Linked DNA regions of Homo sapiens: region 2 is linked to region 1. A link is a loop called in an ENCODE intact Hi-C map of the cell type or tissue named here. Cell type or tissue: adrenal gland. All regions are shown on one strand. Links, peaks and the distances in the headings refer to the core of each region. The heading gives the core; the rest is flanking DNA. Region 1 holds the start of LOC105370273 (a long non-coding RNA gene). Region 2 overlaps OBI1-AS1 (OBI1 antisense RNA 1).

Region 1 (8,344 bases), core at 136-8,135:
ACTCCAGTGACTGCTTTGCTTGAAAATCTGAGTTTGCTTTTTAAGCTTGATCAACTGTAATGGTATATGATAGTCCAGACACAAGCTCAGACAGCACTGCAGTTGTGAAAGCAGGAGATTTGGTTGCTTGTCTTTTCCCTGGTTGCCACTTTCTGAATTTCTTAGAGCCAGAGAAATGGAGCTCCAGCAACCGAAACAAGGCCTCTGTCAATCAAATAAATCAGATGGGGGAATATACTGTTGTGTCTGCAAAGCTGCAAAATAATAAATACACGTGTAGCCTAATTTCTGTGCAACTGTTAACATGCAATTGGGGCCAAAAGATGATTTGAGGGATTATGTTATGCTTAAATTCCTCCACAGTCTCAGTCGGATCAATTATGGGATCACGGCTTTTGGAGTCCTGGCTGGATGCTAACATACCTTTGCCACCAAGCTGAGCATCCTAGCTGAAGGACTTCTAGAGGATCCATGGCCACTCATTTCATAAATGTATCTGCTGTAATTTGTATTTGAAACACTGGAGTTTGAAAAGGTAGTCCCAAAGGAAAGGTATTGTTTTTTTCATGTGCATTGCTTAGGGGTTTGTGTCTTAAAATTAGCCCTGGAAACCTTAAAATCCTATAATATTTTAAATGTGTCTAAAGAGGCAAGTAGATTTACAGAGACAGAGTAATCTTAATTGAGTAATTGTTCTTTACACTTTATCATTGTAGCCTGCTAAGTTTCTTGGGTAGGGTAGGTGGCCCTCTCCCACACTACCTTCTCCCTCTTCCCCTATTCCATCTGACGCCCACACTGCCCACCCTCTGCACCCACACATACACTCTCAGCCCTGAAAACAAACAGAAAACCAAGAATACTTTTACCCACAGAAAGAAGTGGTACTTTACCGTAATGACCGAGATGATTTCTTCGACTTTCTATTTCACCTTGCCTATGATGATCGAAACAAACTTTTTGCAAATTCAGGCTTTTCTGAATCTGCAAATAAAGTGATCGAGAATGAAATAATCGGAAAAAAATCAAAATGCAGGTTTGCTTTAAAACACAAAATTCAGCTGCTGTTACTGTCCTACATTATCACCCTAAATTGATATTGGGATTGGCTTTATGTAAAATTTGATTATGAAGAATAAAGTCTTCAAAGACAAGTTTTTTAAGAGTATCCTAATTTGTGATTACTTATCCTTCTTCATTGAAGGGTATACATGGCTGCTTTGCAGTGTTTACAAAACTAAAAGAACAACAAGATCAAAGTGTGAGGTTGGTAGGGATGTGAATATAAGATGCAAAGAAAACCACTTGAAAATTGATTAAATATCAGTGAAATTTGTCCAGGCATGGTGGTTCACACCTGAATCCCAGCACTTTGGGAGGCCAAGGCAGGTGGATCACCTGAAGACAGGAGTTTGAGACCAGCCTGGCCAATGCAGTGAAACCCCGTCTCTACTAAAAATACAAAAATTATCTGGGCATGGTGGCAGGCGCCTGTAATCCCAGCTACTTGGGAGGCTGAGACAGGAGAATTGCTTGAACCCAGGAGGCAGAGACTGCAGTGAGCCGAGATCTTGCCACTGCACTCCAGCCTGGGTGACACAGTGAGACTCTGTCTCAAAATAAAATGAAATAAATGAAATTTAGGAGCCAGCTTGAGGGGCCCCCACCAGACAAGTCTGGGACCATTTAGAATCAAAATAAATAATGACAGTAAAAGTTTGTACCCACTGGATAGGGTAAAACTCCATGAGTTCATGTTAATATAAACATATAAACAAACATATGAATGAGAAGGAAGTTTTCTAACAATAGGAAGGCAACATTTGTAATAAATGTTAAAGAAATTATGAAATTAGAAAAACCACCATTTGGCAGCCCTAATAATAATAATTGACTCAGGAAAGTATCATTAATGGACTACAACCAGTGGATAAATTTTGAGAAGAATTATTGATATAATATCATAGTTTCTCTCCACTTTTAAAGACTTGAAAGTAGAGGATCGTGGTAAATCTCCCTTTAACCAAGTGCTCAAAGTTAACATCACCAACAAATGCACAAATCTAGTTTGTGCTTCCTGAGAGAAAGCACTGATAATTAAGTATTGCTTTTGTGTTATTCCTACCAAAAGCCCAAATCCTAAATCTAACATCATGAAGAAACATTAGACCAACCTTATAATTGGCTTATAAAATGTCCCTGTCATGAGCCACAAAGAAATAGTAAATACTGTTCTAGATTTTAAAAGACTAAAGAGACCCGATGGTTAAGTGTGACTTTGTGTTTTTTTTCTTATAAAAGACATCAAGTCAATTAGCAAAATCTGAATATAAGTTGGTTGTTTAGGTAATTGTATTGTCTCAGTGTTAGTCTCCTGACTTTATTAATTGTATTGTAGTTAGATAAGAGCATTTTCTGTTTTTAAGAATTGCAAACTGAAGTATTTAAAGGGAAGGAGTTTTCATCCCTACAATTCTTACATTATTTATAAAAATACATGATAAATGTTAATATTAGGATATGAGAATTATTTGTATTATTCTTGCAACTTTTCTACAAGTCTAACATTTTCAAAAAGTAAAAGAAAATAATCAGTAAAAACAGGATGACACTGCCACATCTTTTGGCTCATAATGAGTACCTGTTCCTTTGCCAAATAACAGGTAACTAATTTTTTATTTAAAAAGCAAGTTGTTTTAGTCTTATGCAGACTCAACTTGAAACACTGAAGACAGAATTGGGAAATCATGTCTTTTCAGAGTACCCTCTTTGCATATCCAGCTGTACATCAGTTCCTTTCCTGTTTGAGTCTCACATTTTCTCTTTTCTTTCCAGCACTTTATTCTTTTATTCAAAAATCTTTTATTGTGCCCCATTTGCAACCAGACCCTGTGAATTTCTGGGCATTCAAAGATAAGTCAGACTCAGCTCCCAGGCGAAAACATACATAGCTAATTCTAGGAGAGTATGTATGTTTCATAAGTGTAACAAAGGTAGAAAAACGGAGGGGGAAAAATAGGAGGAGTCTTGGCAAAGGAACAGAAGTATATTATGCAGGCAGAAGTTGGTGGGGAGATTGAAAACACTGGGGGGTAGCAGGTGGGCAGTTTATGGAGGGATCTCCCAGTGACCCACTATTGCTGGAGCACTGGGGCAGTGGTCAGGGATGCAACGGCAGAGGAGGTAGGCGCTATGTCAGAAACTGTTTGCCCAACTATAGAATTTGAATTCTGTTACTTGGTGATGGGAAACCGTGAAGGTTTTAAGCAAGACTGTGATGTGCTTAGGTTTATTAGAAGGTTCTATGCTGCTCAGCCTCCCTGTCTAGTTCTTTGATTTATTGACTGTTTCCTCACTAAATGACTGCTTTAGGTCAGATGCTGCACAAGTTTGAGGCACATATGACCAAAAGATGTGGTTTCTGTCTTTATACAACATTCTCATTCTGGGGTCTCTGTGGCTTTTTTGTTTGTTTCCTATTGTTTCTAACACTCAAAATTGGGCCACATTTAAAGACCACTGCAAGTTGTAGTTGGTCTGCCCTTTTATTTATTTGCGCCTCTTAACCTCTCCCTAGGACTCCTAAACTTGCTGTCTTTATTAAGCTACAAGAAGAACATACTTGGAACAAACTACTGTGCAGTATAAGGCAAACTTTGCCTTTCCTAGTCAACCCTAAAGTAGCTAATTTAAACTATACTCAAAGCTTTATGCTCAATTCTAGCAGGTAATATTGAAATTATAGAATTCCCTAAAATTCATCTTTTTAATTCATTTGCTTAACAATATTCCTGTCACCTTAACATTTATCAGATAAAATAATTTTATCATTTGTAGAATTCTAAAATGTGGCTAGCCATTATTTTCAATTATTTTTTCACAATATAGCATAAGCATTTATATTTCCTGCTTAGTATACTAATTAGGTTAGTAGCCTCTGGTTCTAAGTTCTGTAGTATTTTATTTCATAATGTTTGACAGCTATCTTGTATGGAATATAATTTTCACAGTATAAATTCACATATTAGCATTATTTTTTAAGGTATATTTTTATTATAAGGGTCAGCAAGGAGGAAATACTCATAATCAGGTACAGTCATGGACCACATAATGACGTTTTGGTCAATGAAGGACTACCTATCTGATAGTGGTACCATAAGATTACAATAGAGCAGGAAAATTCCTATCACTTAGTGACAGGAATATGAGTTGTCATAATGTTATAGTGCAATGCATTACCTTTTCTGTGTTTAGATATGTTTAGATTCACACATACGGTATTGAGCATAGTAACATGCTGTATAGGTTTGTAGCCCAGGAGCAATAGGCTATACCCTATAGCTTGGGGTGTAGTAGGCTATAACATCTAGGTTTGTTTAAGTCCACTGTATGATATGAGAACAATGAAATCACCTAACAATGCATTTCCCATAACATATCGCTGTCATTAAGCGACACATAACTATGGTTTTGATTTTCTCAAAAAAACATTATTTCACTCAACCAAAGCATGCACTGTGTATAAAACATTTAGTTAGGAGCTCTCAGAGGACACTGAAGAAAGAGAGAGAGAGGTAAGAAAAAAGGTGGCTTACCTAGGAAAATATATCTGGTAGAGAACTAATACAGGCTTCTCTAATAGATATTTCCATAAGTTTTGGACTGGAATTTGAATCTTCATGCTGGTGTAAGTTCAGCCAAGTTACTTAACCACTGTGAAGCTCCGTTCTTTGTGTATGAAATGGAGATCATAATGACACATCACTGCCTCTTGATCTTCTTCTATTCACCCCTAGGCTCAGAAAACAACAGAGATTTTAAAAGTTGAAGAAAAGGGAATACACTGTCCTTGCTGCAGCTCTGGCTTCTTGTGAGTGTGGCAGTCCATGGAATTTTCCTTCCCCTTTAATCCAAAACCCAGAAGCCTCTGGTCTTCTTGAAATGTCATTTAGAATTGTAGATATTCTAGCAATCACTTTAAAATAGGTTCTGCTAACATATCAGATTTCTGCCCCAATTGTCAGTGCATAAAATAATGACATTTATGTTATGACTAGTATTCCATGAAATTTTTAAATAAGCAATTGGTTTTAAAATCCAAGTTTTGGCTACATCACTTTCATCAGAGATGCTTTACTAGCAAACAGAAAAACTTTAAATTGTGCCTATTTGGATTTTTTTCTCCTCTCCTGTTACCTCATCTCGTGTAAATACTATTGAGCAGGGGATTGACTAAAGATTTGTCACCAGGAGGAAAAAGTTGGAGAAGGAACCGCACTGCCTCATGTGCTGGCTCCATGTTGGCAGATGGTAGGAACAGAACATCACCTTTCTTGCCGTGGTTGCAAGTCATTCCCGAAGCAATGAAGAGAGAGGGTCCTGTTGAGCTCTCTTCATGGGAGACACATGTATCCTGGGATCTTGTGCATGTCATGTTGGTGTTTGTGATACCCTGACATAGTGTGCATGGCATGCTACTGTATTATAGGTGAAATGGTGTGAGCCACTTTGGGACTGGTGCTACCCTTCCCATTCCAGTTAACTTGGCCATGGTCATTAACTACTTGTGGATATGGGCCTCTAAATTAGAGAAGAAAAGTCCAATCCCTAATTCAGGGCTTACTTAGTCACAGAGAAGAAATTGGTTTCAGTGGTCCAACCTCGAGTCAGACAACCAGCATGTGGTGTAGCCTCAGGACGCTGGCCCCTCTACTCTCCTTCCTTGCTGCGTGACCTTGGGACAGTTACCTAGCCTCCCTGAGCTTTAGCTTCCACACTTGTCAGTTGGGAATGACAAAACTTACTTTGTAATAGTGTTGAGTTTTAGTAATAATCTTTTATTGAGGACCTGGCAAATGTTGGCTCTTTAATAAATGCCACTTATAATCTTAAATAGTTTTAATGTTATATCAAATAGAACTATTTCTAGTCATGTATTTTAGCAATTTGGTTTTAAGCCATATAATAAATTAATGACTTTTTTCAATTTTAAATACAAACGGCACTATTGAGTCTATTAACATTTTAGAAAAATTTATTTTCAAGATAATTTCTTCACTGGCCTATAACAATAAAATGGAAACTGATGCTTTTTTTTTAGCTGTAAAGAACACCGCCAGAGCGGGTATTATGAAACATCAAAATGGCCAGAAAAAAATGGGCAAGTGAATTTTAAAGTCTGTTTTTTTCTCAAAGGTTTTTCTTTTCTCCAAAAGAAATATATATTTTGCATGTTTAGAGATTTAATTTCTTTCTGTACAGACATTTTAGGGATATACCATGTTAGGGGTATTCTGGTAATAGCAAATGACTGAGCCTCAGCTCCTACACTGGACAAGTTTTTAGATGAAATTATTTCATATTATATCATATCATGTCATATTTATATTATATTTTAATATGATGAGTTCCAGCAGAGTGTAGCCATACCTGAATGCAGAAGGATGAATTTAATGATCCCTTGATTTCTATTCCAATTGAATGGTTCTGTAATGGAGAATAAGGTATCAAGATACCATCATTTTTGGAGGCCATTCCCTGCTATAACAGGACAGAGTATCATGTGCTGATGGGAAAGGATAACTAGAATAAAACAATTGTCAAGCACTTTCATTTTTGCAATTGGTTAGCTGCGCAAATACTTCCATTTTTCAATGGATTGTTACTCCTTAATGATAATGAAAAATTTATCATTCTTTGTAGGCTATTTTTTTCCACTATTCAAATTATAATCATTAATTCCCATTCATTTAAATAAAAGAAACACAGGCACGTAACCTAGAAAAGAGACTCTCTTGAATTTGCTTTTCCTCCCTGGTGGAAATAGGGGTTTGGGCTGTCAGGTAGACTGAATCTTAGGGACTTAAACAAACGAGGATTTGGGAGGCCACCTCCAAAGGCAGGCTCTGAAACAGAGACTCAGGCCTTTTACGTTCTGCCAAAACTAGAGTCGTTCTCAAACTGTTTTAACTTGTGATTATTTTCTCTTGTTGCCTTTTCTTTGAAAATTAATTGTGGATGTGAAATGGCCATGTTTAAATAATTCATAAAAAATAAATCCAGAGGAAAGTGGCAAAGGTATAGAGAAACCTGGTGAAGTACAAAGCAGGGGTCGAGTTAGTTGTAGTTCTCTGAGAGGTTTTCTTACTCTGGAGTGCTTAATTAGGCCTGTCTGCCTGTTTGGCCCTAGGTTGGTTTTGTTCTTTCAAGAGAGCTGTTGACCTACTACTACATTAAAACACACTGAGCAGTAGCTTCTCATGGTTCATGAAAACATTTGTAAATACTGTTATTTTGGCATTGGAAAAAAAATCATCACCTTCTGACTGAGGGAAACTCATACATTTATAATTGTATTTTTTAATGTTATAGAATAGCCATTTAGCTCTATCAATTATGCAAACCAGTTAGACAACATTGTTTAATGTAAGCAACTAAATGCCTGGAAGATCCTTAACTATAAAAACAAGAGCTACTGCAAGTTTTGGAGATTCTTCCAATCAGACAATTAATTTAACTAACTCAGCAGAGCCTTTATAAGGTTTATAGCTCCTGGAACTATTGCTACGCTTCCAGAAGCATTTTAAATGTTACATCCTTAAAACTTCTAGATCAGTTAGTTTGTGATAGAAGGCGATCTTTAGGTCTAAAATTACTTTTTTTGTGCTGATAGAGGATTTCAGTAATAAGCTATTTTTTTTATAAAAAAGAACTAATTAGTAACTCATATCCTAGAGAAAGTGCATGAGATTGGTTAGACTTTCACCATCATGCTGCCTGAGAAGTTTTACTATGTTCTTCATAGCCCCTCCTCAAATGTAAGTGAGCAGCTAGAATAGTAAGAGCAAAGTGTTTCAATGGTGCTTTGAGGAGATGAGTTAGGTTTCCATCTTCTATTAAGTTTGCTGAACACTCCAGGATTTTAAAACCAAAGCTATTCAAATATGCACTGCTTCAATTATTCAATATGCCCACTTTAATTTCCCATAAAGAATACCATGGAGTTTCCTCTTTCACATAGTACTAAATATGTTTTCATCTAATATTCTGTTATTGAAAAGAGGTCTTCAAAATTAGTGTTCAAAAAAATCCATCTGGCTACTTAAATGCAATCATGTCTCTTTTTGTTTCCCCAAGTCTCTGATGAGGAGATGTTTGTCATTTAATTGCTACCAAGGATCACAGATGATGGTTTATAGGTTTAGGCAAATTGTGGGCAGCACTTTGTTAACAAACGGAAGAACACACTGGTACTTCATAATTATCCTATAGAGCTCAATTGGCCCTTAACGGCACCTGCCCGAACAGCATCCGGGAGCCTTGTTTCAACACAAAACCTCCTTCT
Region 2 (8,344 bases), core at 273-8,272, 850 kb before region 1:
ATGTGGAGATTTTTGAAGCTAAAATTTTTCCCCACCCTTCCAGAAGAAGCACAGTGAAGAGCTGCCCCTGTATTCAGGGTGCCTGATTCTTTCATGCTCCGGGGCATATTGTTATCACCAGCTGCAGTCAGGGGAAAGAAAAAATCTCCGTCCCTCTTATGTAATATAGTACAATTAGGCACATAATGTAGATTTTATGCTTTTCTCTGAAACATCTGGCATGTACTGCTTACCAAAACCAAAGCTTGGAGAGCCAGACCTCCTGTAGCATTTTAATATCAATGTGTCTTTTGACATAGTAGTTATCTAATGTTTGTGCCAGTTTTTGAAAACATCACATCTTAAATATCACCTCTTGAATGAGTGTAAATTCAAAATGCCTGCCAGGGGGTTATGTGTTTGTGGGAGGAACTAATATCTACCCTAATCTAAATACCAAATGAATTTTAGATTGTCATTCTAACCCAACATTAGCATTGGCCCTTGGGAAAATCATTGTTTATGTATTCTTTTCAGATACTCAGAATTAAGAGTCAATCTATTTAAACCTTGTTGCTAATATTACATCTATATTTCTGACATACTAGGAAAATGTGTACAGGGTTTTTACATTTGTCTACAGACAAAAAGTTACCAATAAAAAATTTTAACAAATTATCTTCAAATTCTCTAGAAAAAAAGATCAAGTCACTTGGTGGAAAAGATAAAATATCCTGAGATCCTTGTGAACAAAAACGTCTCTCACTGAGATCCATGATCTTCTTGTGGCAGGGCAATAGGGGTTAAAGTACCATTTCCAGCAAAACGTACTGCTCTAGCTTGTCAAGCCACCTTCAAAACATTCTGTGTTCCCATAAAATCCACATTGGAATAAATAAAACTTAAAAAAGAAACACAAGTGACATAAAAGTAAAACAAAGAATAAAATGAGGAAGAAAAAATTTATGTGGTTCATATATTCAGAGATTTTAGCAACATAATAAAATGTTGATAAAACATTTACACCTGTAGCTGCAAAATGGTTTGTATTCATTTACAAACCATTATTATTTGGCATTAGTCAGGATTCCATTAATTATGTTGAAATTTTAAAAGTAAATTATGGAACTGTTAGAACTACAGACAATGTGAGTGGACTCTAACATATTACAACATTAAAATGAAAAGTGTCATAAGTTACATAGACAATTTTTTTTTTTTTTTTAGAGGCAGGGTTCTGTTCTGTCACCCAGGCTGGAGTGCAGTGGCACAATCATGGCTCACTGTGGCCTTGAACACCTGGACTCAAGGGATCCTCCCACCTAGCCTCAGGAGTAGCTAGGACTACAGGTGCAAGCCACGACGCCCAGCTAAAATTTGTATTTTTATTTTTTGTAGAGACAAGGTCTCGCCATGTTGCCCAGGCTGGTCTTGAACTTCTGGGCTCCAGTCATCCTCCTACCTCGACCTCCCAAAGTGCTGGGAGTATAGGCATGCATCACCCTACCCAGCTAATAACTGTTCATTCCAGATAGTCACCTTAAGGTTTATTAATAAGTTTAACAAGGAGATTATCTGGATACTTATTTTACTTTGGAGTGTTGAGTTGACTCTGAACAGTACACAGTGCCTTGGTGCCATTTTGCTAGAGGTTTTGCAGAGACCTTAGGATGTTGTTCTTGAACTCTTAGGGCCTAGTTTTCTCAATTAAAAGAGTTGGTTACTGCAAATGGTTTCTAAGGTAGTTTTCAGATCTAAAATATTGAGTTCATGGATTTCAATATAATACTCTACAGCTCTCTACAACTGCGTGGTGAGTGCCTTGTTGTAAGAATGTTAAGTGAGTTATTTCTACATTTCGGTATTTTTATATTATAATGATTCTTAATAAGTATAAATTATCAGTGGCCACAACACTTACTATAAAACATGTTCAAAACAGATGGTAGTGCTGGATGTCTCTAAGTAAAAGAACAGATGGAGCAGGAGTTTAACCCTGGAAGCTTTGAAGGGTTTGAATGACAGAACTTATTTTTTACTCTAATTTAGGGAGAATTTGGTGTGAGGATGTGGTATACTATTTCAGCTATATGAAACAGTATACATAGACAGGAAAATACTTGAGTTCCAGCAATATGGCAGACTGACGCAATGTGAGCCACTTTCCACTAAAACTTGTGAAATGCTATATAAAATATAACAATATTGCTTTAGTAAAAATCTAAAGATGAGTTAGAAGGAGAATGTCTAGTTGCAGAGTCAAGGAGGTTAACCATAGGCAGAATGTAAGTGTATGAATTAGGGCTCTGGTTCTTGGGATATTGATAATCAAATATACATCCAACAGGGAAGCCATGCCATGAGGCCCAAGACATAAAGTTAGGCCTGGAAGGGTTGCCCCTTTTTTCTTTTCTTTTCTTTTCTTTTCTTTTCTTTTTCTTTTCTTTTCTTTTCTTTTTTCTTTTCTTTTCTTTTCTTTTCTTTCCTTTCTTTCCTTTCCTTTTCCTTCCTTCCTTCCTTCCTTCCTTCCTTCCTTCCTTCCTTCCTTCCTTCCTTCCTTCCTCCCGCCCTCCCTCCCTCCCTTCCTCCCGCCCTCCCTCCCTCCCTTCCTCCCGCCCTCCCTCCCTCCCTCCCTTCCTTTCTTTCTTTCTTTCTTTTTTTTTTTGTTTTTTTTTGAGATGGAGTTTCGCTCTTTGTTGCCCAGGCTGGAGTGCAATGGCGCGATCTCGGCTCACCGCAATCTCCGCCTCCCAGGGTTGCCCCGTTCTTAAAGAACAGTTCTGGGAAAAGTTAAGAAAGCTTTTCTATAGGCAAATAAATAAACCTCTCAGGAGAAATCAAAACCTCTACTCTGAAGTCCAAATTTTTACATCCATGTTGTATATGATTCCTGAGCAGAGAAACTAATGGAATATCTGAAACCAGCAAAGTCTCTGGGGCATTCTGCAAAAGCAAATATAGAGAGTCTTCCATAAGAAGAGGGTACAAAACACCCCCTCAGGGGAGACAATCATATAATACAACAACAATAATAAAATACCAACTTAAGATGAGCTCACAATAAAAATTATAAACTACGTAAGGGAAAGTCAGCAGAAACAAAAATAACTGCCTCGTACTAAGGCAATCAAATGGTTAGTATAAAATATGTAAGTGTCAACAATATTTAAGTCAAGGGAGCGAAAATGATATTGATTTTTTTTGATTATCATTTTTTAATTTATACTTTTCTCTAGTCTCTTGAATGTTTCACCAATAACTGGCATTTATTTTATAACAAGAAAAATGTTACAAAGGTTTCTGTTTTGCAGCATTCAACATACTGATTCTTGGGGAAAGTTTCAGGTTGCTCTCAGGTCAGTGGTAACACAAATATATAAAGTTCCTATTGAATTCCATGTTTGTTTGAAATGCTGTGAGAAATCCTAATATACTGGTTCATAACAAAATTTTATTTTTATCTTCAAATAAACGTTTCACTGCTTTTTTTTTAAAAAAAAATCAGTGTTCTGGAAAAGCATCAGCAATCATGGAAATAATTACTTCCTCACTCAATACTGCATCCCAAAGACTTCTACACTTAGTCTCTGATGGCAATATGAAACATGCAGCAGTCTCAATTATCAGATGGTATCTTTATTAGTGCATTATCTTAATCTGATGATTAGGATATATGGTGATCCATTAGTATCAGAGTTTGCAGACATAAGGTAAGTAAATTGCATTCAAAAGCGAAGGGTTTTGAGCTATAAGTAATCGCATCTCTCCCCTGTATGTCTTCAGGAGTACAAATAACCTTTCTTTTTCTTAAAAAAAAAAAAAAAAAAAAAAAAAAAAACCAGCTTGGGGCCCAGAGTAGGGGCACACACAGCTTTCAGAGAAAGGAGGGGGCAGGGCTAACCAAAGGCTGCCTTCAAAGGTGGTTGAGACCCAGGGGGATTTTCATCACAGGTTTTTGGCATTGGAAGGTCTTTGAAGATTTTTGGATTTTTGCTTAACATGTGGTCTCTGAGCCTGCTGTTCTCTCTGCTGATCTGAAGCCACATAGCCCAGCATGACTCCTATATGCTTGGTTTTCTGGAGGTAAGTCCCCAAGAACCTCTCCTGTTTTTCATCCAATGATTACTTTTCTTATGGGAGGGTTGCAATTTCCCTCCCCCTCTTCCCCACCCACTACTAACTGGCATCCCAGGCTTTGAGCATCCTTATCTGTCCCTCGATTGTATCAGACAGGGAAAGCCGGAAAGGAAAAGTAGTAGGGTAGAAAGTAGCCACTAGATGGCAGAATTGATTAAGCAGAATAGTATGTTAAGGCTGTGCATTCCAGCTACAAACAGGATGGGAAGAGACGGCTCTAAGAGCTGGTGCCTCCACATTTACCCCAGTACTGTTCCTCACCCGCCCACAGGTGGTCTGGCTGATCCTGGCACACTGTCTTTACATTCCACAAGGAAGTGGTGCTTTAGGGAGTGACCTCAGAGTCTGCCAATTAGCATGTAAAACTCTTGTGACGTTGCCCCTGGAGGTTAGAGATGCCTCTGAAGGTTCTCTAGTTCAGGAAGTGGTGACCTCCCGAGCAGCATATGTCCACCCACCCAGAAAGCCAAACACCTACTCTTTAATGTCCCAAGCAGAATACTGGCATCATCTCTTTATCTTAAAATTTTAAGTTCTGTATATATTATCTACAAATTCTATATTCTATTTTGGCACACCAGCCTAACCCAAGCAACAGAAAGTGGACAGATTATCCATTCAGTTTGCAGCTCGAGTTTACAATGGCAAATTATTCATTGCATTATCAGCGACCATTAGCTTTACAGAGTACCACAAGATTGAGACAAATATGAAAAAATATGAAGAACTCAGCATTCAAATATACCTTAAGTTTTGTTCAGCTGTAATTTGAACTCATCTAACATCTGCCCACTGTATTGGCTTGCTTCATGCAGCAATCCTATTTATCAGCAGTTTTGTGCTAGTTAAAAGAAACACAGAGTATAGTTCAGGGCCTGAAGTTTAGACCAATGTCTGTCTGTGTACTGTCTACTTTTAAAAGAATACTCTGAGGCATTGTACTCCGTCAGGCTAGAGTATAATGGCATGATCACAGCTCGCTGCAGCCTCAACCTCACAGGCTCAAGCTATCCTCCCAGCTCAGCCTCTGGAGTAACTGGGACTACAGACACCCATCACCATGACCAGCCAATTTTTTCTATTTTATTTTATTTTATTTTATTTTATTTATTATTATTATTTTTTTTTTAGAGATGGGGGTCTCACTTTGTTTCCCAGGCACATCTGGGACTCCTTGTGTCCAGCAATCCTCCCACCTTGACCTCCGAATGTGTTGAGATCACAGGTGTGAGCCACCGCACCTGGCCAAGTACTGTCTGCTTTTACAGGCAGCCTTTGTGTGAACAGCCCTGGGATTCCAAGTGATGTTGAAACCCTAATAAAAAGTGACAGAATGCTTACTTTGTCAAGAATGTGCCTACATTATCTCACTTTTTTGTTTGTCAAACTTTGGACCCAGATCCTATTAGCAGCTTCATTTTTTTTGGTAAGGAAATGGAAGCATAGGGCAGTTAAGAAGTCTGCAAAAATCCCCCAGCTAGCAATGATAAAGCAGATCTGGACAACAGAATAATTCAGGACAATTTCAATCTTTCTCTGGAAGTTGTTTTTTGTTGTTGTTGTTGAATTTGAATGTTCTAAACATTACATCTCTATTTAATGGTTGCATATAGGGTCAATTTTATATTTTCCCTAATTTGTAAATAGTCACAGAACCTATCATGTTCTGAATAATGGCTCGTATAAAATATGGACTCTTCATTAATTTAATTAATTGTGACCTAGAGCATAGAGCTTATCTTTTCCAGACAAAATGATGGGGTTAGAGTGTTATAGGAAAATGAAACTCTTGTGAGTGGTTATGTGAATCAGCCTAATGATAGCCAATTGTCTTTTACTTCTTCAGTTATGTAAATTATTGGTATTATAATTTCTGTATGTGCTGATGGGATATGTTACTGAGTGATAACTGCATCATAGCTCTTACCTGTCTCCTATAACCACAACCCAGTAGCTGAAGAGGAATCAAGAACCACTGTTCTTGCTCTCTTTTTTTACCATTTTAATTTGGAATAATTTTAGATTAAGAGAAAAGTTGCAAAGATAGTACGAGAGTTCTCATTAACACTCCATTCAGCTTCTTCTCATGTCAACATGGTACATTTGTCAAAACTAAGAAATTAACTTTGGTAAAATACTATTAACTAAATTGCAGCATTTATTCAGATTTCACTAGTGTTCTCTCTCTGTTCCAGGACACAATGGTGCATGCCCTGCCCTTCCCTTTTTTATCTAATTAGTGCTGAAATGTGAGAGTATATCAGCCCCTCGATCTTTTGCTGCCTGTGTGCTTTAAAGCCCAGAGATCTAATGCAAATCTCATGAGTGCTGGGCCTAGTGGGAACCCTGCTTGTGCTGCTAGGCCAGGGACCTTTGGACGAGTGTTAGTGCCTTAGGCTCATTTCCAACTTTTCTGAGGTACCTCACTGAGCTACTACAAAAAGATACCTTTTCATCCCTTCTGTTAAAAAATAAAACAAAACAAAAATACTCCAAGCAGTACTTTGCTATTGAGGACAAGATACAAATGGATTTTAAAGGCATCTTTTATGACACTATTCCTTTTCATTATTTCTTGGTTTATCCACTAAGCGAGTCACTGCTTCTTTGGGAAGACTCATACCATCAAGTGTTTTTGATACATAAAATCCAGATTGCCTGCTTTGGCCATCTTATTTTGTTTCCTCACTAGTTTTTCAGCATCATAAGTCATTGAGTATCAACACAACAAAAACTGTTGCAATTCTCTATTGGTCATACAAAATAATTGTTAGCGCTTCTGGAAAAAGAATTTTAATATAAGTGTATAAAAGGGATCTTAACACAAAATCACTTTTAATTTCCTACGTAACAAGAGAGATCTTTACAGGCTGACAATGACTTATAAACAACACTCAAGACAGTCACTTGGGTGATATGAAGAAGTTACATTTATTATTATTATAATTTTGGTCTAAATAATGAGGCTTCCTATACATGATTGAAAAATAACTTTCTGGTTTCTCAGCTGTCAGCTGTGTGCTCAGGTTATGCCCGTGACAGTCACACAGATAGGAAGCTTATATTAAAACCAGAATCAAAGGTAGCAGGAGTAGGAATCAGCCTACGTTAACGAACCATTGAAGCCTCTCTCTGGCATGCATGAACACTAAATCACTGGTTAGATCTCTGGTGATTTCTCACTTGAGAGATGTGAAGAAAATGGCACATTCAGGGTAACAGCAAAGCCGTAGCAACTTGTCAAAATAGTATCTAACATACAGGCTTAAAATTATTCTTAAAATGATCTTGATAGAGCTACTGGAAATATTCCCACCAGGTATTTTATTCAGCAGTGACCCTTGAAGAAGCAAGTCAGTGAATGTGGAAGCATCGGGATTCATCTGATAGACTTTGTCTGGGATCGTCAACCACTTTGGTCATAGTTAACATAGTTTACATAATGAAGGGTTCTTTTACGGCTCAAGATAGAGATGAGAACTAAGTGACACAAAATTATGAGTCTTTTCTTAAATTGACTAGGTAATTACATTGACTATTCTCTCTTTTACTTTTGAATAGCTGCACTGCAGTCAAACCATCTATGACATTATTATTCAATAAATTAGACAGTACTGAGTGTTAGGCTAATTTCTGGCACAAATTAAAATACTGGTAACAGATCCTGATGCTGATTATTCCCTCTTATAATTAGAGTTTACATGATAGAAATAAAAATTTGATTTTTTTGTCCTTTGTAAGGGAGTTATACCTTCTTTTGTTTTATTTTAGAGACAGGGTCTCACTTTGTCACCCAGGCTGGAGTGCAGTGGTAGGATCTCAGCTCACTGTAGCCTTGACTTCCTAGGTTCAAGAGATGCTCCCACCTCAGCCATCCAAGTAGCTGAAACTACAGGCATGCACCACCACACCTGGCTACTTTTTGTATTTTTTTTTTTTTTTTGGTGGAGACAGGGTTTCACTATGTTGCCAAGGTTAATCTCAAACTCCTGGGCTGAAGTGATTCACCTGCCTCAGCCTCCCAAAGTGTTGAGATTACAAGCATAAGCCACTGTACCCAGCCTATACCTTAATTGAGAGTACCTTACTTTCAGTTAAGGTATAGGCTGGGTACGGTGGCTTACGCTTATAATCTTCTTTCATTTTGAAGATGCATAAATTGAGCGTCTCTTCTCTATTTGTTTAGCTAGATGCATTGTTGTTTGCAATTTAATTTGCATGTGTTCAT

The links. Peaks named below come from ENCODE experiments on the same cell type or tissue, not always from the same donor. Only the 100,000 strongest peaks of a DNase experiment are listed, where the experiment ranks them.
Region 2: it touches region 1 in a loop (8-fold over the local background); 91 of 110 quality-filtered maps call a loop at or near these places.

What each region holds. Positions count from the first base shown.
Region 1 is chr13:78,978,752-78,987,095 of GRCh38, forward strand. It overlaps LOC105370273 (a long non-coding RNA gene), which reads right to left and starts at 4,780. Exons shown (of 5, transcript XR_942108.4): 1 at 4,596-4,780; 2 at 894-984. In adrenal gland, for the core only: no CTCF peak of the experiment used is centred there; no DNase peak of the experiment used is centred there; H3K27me3 peaks cover 601 bases.
Region 2 is chr13:78,133,576-78,141,919 of GRCh38, forward strand. The region is part of intron 1 of OBI1-AS1 (OBI1 antisense RNA 1); the gene reads left to right. Among named protein-coding and RNA genes, the nearest start is that of OBI1-AS1, 83 kb to the left of the region's middle. In adrenal gland, for the core only: a CTCF peak has its summit at 4,262 (motif pointing right); a DNase peak (open chromatin) is centred at 4,256.